2 separate regions of the Homo sapiens genome follow, and region 2 is linked to region 1. A link is an interaction called in ENCODE POLR2A ChIA-PET data of the cell type or tissue named here. Cell type or tissue: Panc1. All regions are shown on one strand. Each heading gives the region's core, and the rest is flanking DNA. Links, peaks and the distances in the headings are about the cores only.

Region 1 (2,910 bases), core at 180-2,679:
TATGATCAGAGAGAAAGATACAAGTTTTACTTAAGAGTTCACATTAAATGTTTCTTACAGAATCGTATCTGTTTGCAGTGTTGGTTTAATTGCCAGTTCTATTTCTCACACTAGTAAGTGGCCGAGTCCACACTGAGCTGTGGAGGCTAGAGGCTCCCCAGAGCGTTTTAGCTGCAGCAGCCATGTGGCTGGAGCCTGAGCTCTGTTCAGCTGTCATCACCTGGGTACCCATTTCCACCCTGTGTTCTCACAGTGCCTTCGTGCATCGCTGCGGTCGCACAGCTCGCATTGGCCACGGGGGCAGCGCTCTGGTGTTCCTCCTGCCCATGGAAGAGTCATACATCAATTTCCTTGCAATTAACCAAAAAGTAAGCTGCCGTCCGTTTTCAGATAGAATGCCTAGTGACGGGGTAGCTGGAAAAGTTCTCCAGCATGTGGTCAGCAATTGAAATTACGAATTGCAAACTCACTGGGGCTGGGCTGGTGGTGGCAGTGGGGGGCCCTGGTGGGGTTTTTTTTTTTTTTTTTTGAGACGGAGTTTCACTCTTGTTGCCCAGGCTGGAGTGCAATGGCACTATCTCGGTTCACCGCAACCTCCACCTCCCGGGTTCAATGGATTCTCCTGCCTCAGCCTCCCAAGTAGCTGGGATTACAGGCATGCGCCACCCCAGCTAATTTTGTATTTTTAGTAGAGATGGGGTTTCTCCATGTTGGTCAGGCTGGTCTTGAACTCCCGACCTCAGGTGATCCGCCCACCTCGGCCTCCCAAAGTGCTGGGATGACAGGCGTGAGCCACCGTGCCCGGCCACCCTGGTGGGCTTTAAGGCTGTGGAGGCACCTCGGTCATGGAGTGACCAAGTCTCCTGTGTGGTAGCATGCCCTGCTGGGACCCAGGCAAGGGTTACTTCTTGTGAATAGAGACCCAGTGTTGCCATACTTTGCTACCAGATTAGGATTGTCATGTGAAATCTGATTTTTAAATTTTCTTTTAAAAATTTAACATACTTTACAGAGCATGTGAAATATTTGGGTTGGAGTTGGGCTTCAGACCTCAACAGTTGAAAAGGAATTGTTTCGCTTTTGTTTTTCTTGGTTGTGATGGGGAGCCCTGGGGATATGATGCCAGCCAGGGAAGGTGAGAATGTGGTATGTGTGTGTGTGTAGTGCCCCCTGCAGGAGATGAAGCCCCAGAGAAACACAGCGGACCTTCTGCCAAAACTCAAGTCCATGGCCCTGGCTGACAGAGCTGTGTTTGAAAAGGGCATGAAAGCTTTTGTGTCATATGTCCAAGCTTATGCAAAGCATGAATGCAACCTGATTTTCAGATTAAAGGGTAAGTTGGACTTCTTCATGTGATAATGTCTCCATCTTAACTATGTGGTGGTCTTACAAGTATGAGATTGCTTTGTCTCATAAAAGGAAGTGTTCCCAGGTTTTGAGTAGACACAGAATAAACTGGCCACTGGCTGCTGAGTATTCCTTTTAACTTTGTAAAAATGTAATTTTTTTAATTTTTGAGACAGAGTCGCGCTTTGTCACCCAGCCTGGAGCGCAGTGGCGCGATCTCGGCTCACTGTAAGCTCTGCCTCCCAGGTTCACGCCATTCTCCTGTCTCAGCCTCCCGAGTAGCTGGGACTACAGGCGCCCGCCACCACGCCCAGCTAATTTTTTGTATTTTTTAGTAGAGACGGGGTTTCACCGTGTTAGCCAGGATGGTCTCGATCTCCTGACCTCGTGATCCGCCCACCTCGGCCTCGCAAAGTGCTGGGATTACAGGCGTGAGCCACTGCACCCGGCCTCAATTATTTTCATTCTAACTAAAATGAATGCATTAAACCCTTTGGTTAGAAAAAAATTATATTGTAAGCCATTACTGATTGTTCTAATCCTGTTGAGTGCGCTAACTCTGATCTTCTGATTGAATCAGATCTTGATTTTGCCAGCCTTGCTCGAGGTTTTGCCCTGCTGAGGATGCCCAAGATGCCAGAATTGAGAGGAAAGCAGTTTCCAGATTTTGTGCCCGTGGACGTTAATACCGACACGATTCCATTTAAAGATAAAATCAGAGAAAAGCAGAGGCAGAAACTCCTGGAGCAACAAAGAAGAGAGAAAACAGAAAATGAAGGGAGAAGAAAATTCATAAAAAATAAAGCTTGGTCAAAGCAGAAGGCCAAAAAAGAAAAGAAGAAAAAAATGAATGAGAAAAGGAAAAGGGAAGAGGTAAAGTTTACTTTTACTTACATTAACTTAGAATCTTGAACAAATTTATTGTAGTAGTTCTTTAAATAGGAATTGTGTGGGGCTGTCAGATTTCTGTTACGTTGGCGACCAGGGTGGGGAATTTGCTCTATTTGCAGAAGCCAATCTGAGAGCTTATAGTTCTTGAGTTAAAACTGCTGGTTTCACTACAACACTATTGCTGAAAAATTTAGTAGTTTATTGGTTTCTTCTGCACTTAGGGTTCTGATATTGAAGATGAGGACATGGAAGAACTTCTTAATGACACAAGACTCTTGAAAAAACTTAAGAAAGGCAAAATAACTGAAGAAGAATTTGAGAAGGGCTTGTTGACAACTGGCAAAAGAACAATCAAGACAGTGGATTTAGGGATCTCAGATTTGGAAGATGACTGCTGATTCCAGTGCCACAGATGAACCCACAAGGACATAGCTGTTCCCTAACTTGGTGGATGGCTCCAGTTTGCTTTTAACGAAAATCACAACTTCAGGAGACATCTGAAAAGAATGATGTCTCTGAAAGCTGTCCTTTCAGATGAGGGAGAAATGAAGGATTTCACACTTCAGAATATTTTACTAAAAACATTCCAGTCTTGGCCGGGTGCGGTGGCTCCTGCCTATAATCCCAGCACTTTGGGAGGCTGAGGCAGGAGGATCACTTGAGCCCAGGAGT
Region 2 (2,910 bases), core at 244-2,743, 74 kb before region 1:
CCTCCAATCCAATGAGGATCTCCACCCTTCTCTCTGTCTCAGGTTCTGTCTCTTCAGTCCCTGGTCCTGGGATTACAGGCCTGAGCCACCAAGTAACAGCTCCCAGCTGTTGCTACCTCCAAGGTATTGCACCACCCCTTTTGGCTCCCCTACACTCTCTCACACCTCTGTACAGAGTCCCAGTGGTGTGCTGGAGCTGGCTTGTACCAAGTTGTGAGAGCCTCTTGTTTGCAACCCTACCCAACTCTGCAGTGAAAGAGTTGGAAAGTGCTGGAGGTTGGTAAACCATGGCAACTGGCAAGTGCTACAAATCACAGCCCCCGCACTCCACTTTACTAGTTTACCAGCACACTACTAAAACAGTCTCCTTATTAAATTCTTTGCAAATAATCTCATTTTGAATATGCTTTCTTATTCCTGCCTGGACACTGACTAATGCAAGAACACAATTCCTTTTTTGGTGGGGAGTGCAGTGGTGTGATCATGGCTAACTGCAGCCTCGAACTCCTGGGCTGAAGTGATCCTCCTGCCTCCGCCTCAGGAGTAGCTAGGACTACTAGTGTATGCCACTACATTAGGCTAATTTTTTTGTTTAATTAAAAATTCTTTTTGTAGAGATAGGATCTCCCTGTGTTTCCCAGGGTGGTCTTGAACTCCTGGCCTCAAGCGATCCTTCCACTTTGGCCTCCCAAAGTGCTGGGATAACAGGCATGAAGCACTGCGCCCGGCCTACAATTCATTTCTCTTTCTTTTTTTTTTTTTTTTGGAAAGGGAGTCTTGCTGGGTTTCCCAGGCTGGAGTGCAGTGGCGTGATCTCGGCTCACTGCAATCTCCGCCTCCCGGGTTCCAGCAATTCTTCTGTCTCAGCCTCCCAAGTAGCTGGGACTACAGGCTCATGCCACCACACCCAACTAGTTTTTGTATTTTTAGTGGAGACATGTTGGCCTGGCTGGTCTCAAACTCTTGACCTCAAGTGATACGCCTGCCTCGGCCTCCTAAAGTGCTGAGGTTACAGATGTGAGCCACTGCGCCCGACCCCAAAATTCTTTTTGAAGAGTTTATAGTATAGGGATAATAATTGTAACTATTTATTGAATGTTTATTTCAGGTTTATTTCAAGGACTGTCTTAGGTACTTTATAAATAAATCCGATGCTTTAGGTTTTATTATCCCACTTACAGAAAAGGAAGCTGCAGAGGCCCGGAGAAGTTAAGTAACTTGCCCAAGTCGATGAACATCTTTTAGCTACTACATTAGCACAACCTGGTTTCCTTTTGATTTATTTATTTTTAAATATTTTTGTAGAGATGGGGGTCTTGCTATGTTGTCAAGGCTCATCTCGAACTCCTGGGCTCAAGGGATCCTCTTACCTTGGCCTCCCAAAGTGCTGGGTTTATAGGCGTGAGCCATCCCACCTGGCTAATTTCCAAATCCCTGCTTGGATAGCTCTTATATGTACCAGGCTCCATTCTAAGCATTTGTCCATTTAAATTTATTTAATCCTCATGAAATCCTGGAAGACTCTCTGACTTCAAAACTATCTTAAAAAAATGTTTTGGCCGGGCGCGGTGGCTCACGCCTGTAATCACAGCACTTTAGGAGGCCGAGGTGGGTGGATCACCTGAGGTCAGGAGTTGGAGACGAGCCTGGCCAACATGGTGAAACCCCGTCTCTACTAAAAACTACAAAAATTAGCCGGGTGTGATGGTGGGCGCCTGTAATCCCAGCTACTTGGGAGGCTGAGGCAGGAGAATCTGTTAAACTGGGAAGGTGGAGGTTGCAGTGAGCCGAGACGGCGCCACTGCACTCCAGCCTGGGCAACAAAGGGAAATTCTGTCTCGGGGAAAAAAAAAAAAAAAGTTTTAAGGTAAAACATATACACTAAGTCCTCAAATGGCGTTGTTTCATTCAACATTGTTTTCTTATAACATTGGTGAGAAAAAAAATCGATCCCCAGCTGGGGCCATTGTCTGTGTGGAGTTTGCACGTTCTCCCCTTGTCTCTGTGGGTTTTCTCTGGGTACTCTGTTTTTTTGTTTGTCTTGTTTGTTTGTTTATTTGTTTTTGAGACAGGGTCTTTCTCTGTCACCCAGGCTGCAGTGCAGTGATATGACTATAGCTCACAGCAGCCTCCAACTCCTGGGCTCAAGCAGTCCTCCCATTTCAGCCTCCCAAGTAGCTGGGACCACAGGCACGTGCCACCATACCTGGCTAATTTTTTTATTTTCTGTAGAGGCAGGATCTTCCTATGTTGCCCAGGCTGGTCTTAAACTGGCCTCAAGTTATCCTCCTGCCTTGGCCTCCCAAAGTGTTGGGATTACAGGCATCAGCCATCACACCTAATCTATTTCAATGTTTAATATTGTAAGTGTTTTGTTTCTTGATTTAGAAGTTAAGTGATGATTTTGTGACCAGAAATATGCCTAGGAACTCAACCCTTGTTTATATCAATTAGCCTATGGTAAAATTTGTTTTGTTACACATCGTTTTACTTAAAATTGCAGTTTCCAAAAACCTATCGATGATGTTAATGATGACTTACTGTCCCTGCTTAAAAAAGCAAATATCATAGAAGGATATACAATGATATACAGTGAACATAAGTTGTTGCCAGGCAAAACCCATCTTTTTATTCTCCCCAAAGGTAACACATAAACAATAGTCATACATGTGAATACTGTATCCAACTTTATTGGTTTTTTATTTTTATTTTATTTGTATCCAACTTTAAGCCAAACTATGTGGCATAATCAGGAATGGCTTCCTGGAGGAGAGGGATTGGAGGTGCAGAGGGGAGAAAAGAGGCTGCTAAGTCTGTGGGTGAGGCCCAGGGGCAGAATAGGCTCTGTGTGTGTGTGAGTCAGCAGGCTGGGGCTGGATTGGATGGGGCAGGCTGGGGAACCAAGGGAAA

The links. ChIA-PET counts read pairs that join two places held together with the same protein. Peaks named below come from ENCODE experiments on the same cell type or tissue, not always from the same donor. Only the 100,000 strongest peaks of a DNase experiment are listed, where the experiment ranks them.
Region 2: POLR2A ChIA-PET joins it to region 1 with 6 read pairs; 5 of 35 experiments call an interaction of 5 or more read pairs at or near these places.

What each region holds. Positions count from the first base shown.
Region 1 is chr12:123,617,505-123,620,414 of GRCh38, forward strand. DDX55 (DEAD-box helicase 55) reads left to right here. Exons shown (of 14, transcript NM_020936.3): 11 at 254-368; 12 at 1,165-1,333; 13 at 1,928-2,220; 14 at 2,460-2,910. The coding sequence ends at 2,636. It overlaps LOC105370041 (a long non-coding RNA gene), which reads right to left and starts at 258. Exons shown (of 3, transcript XR_945475.3): 1 at 1-258. EIF2B1 (eukaryotic translation initiation factor 2B subunit alpha) reads right to left here. Exons shown (of 9, transcript NM_001414.4): 9 at 2,902-2,910. In Panc1, for the core only: a CTCF peak has its summit at 1,165 (motif pointing left); a DNase peak (open chromatin) is centred at 1,169.
Region 2 is chr12:123,543,612-123,546,521 of GRCh38, forward strand. No RefSeq gene overlaps it. Among named protein-coding and RNA genes, the nearest start is that of MIR3908, 8.7 kb to the left of the region's middle. In Panc1, for the core only: no CTCF peak of the experiment used is centred there; no DNase peak of the experiment used is centred there.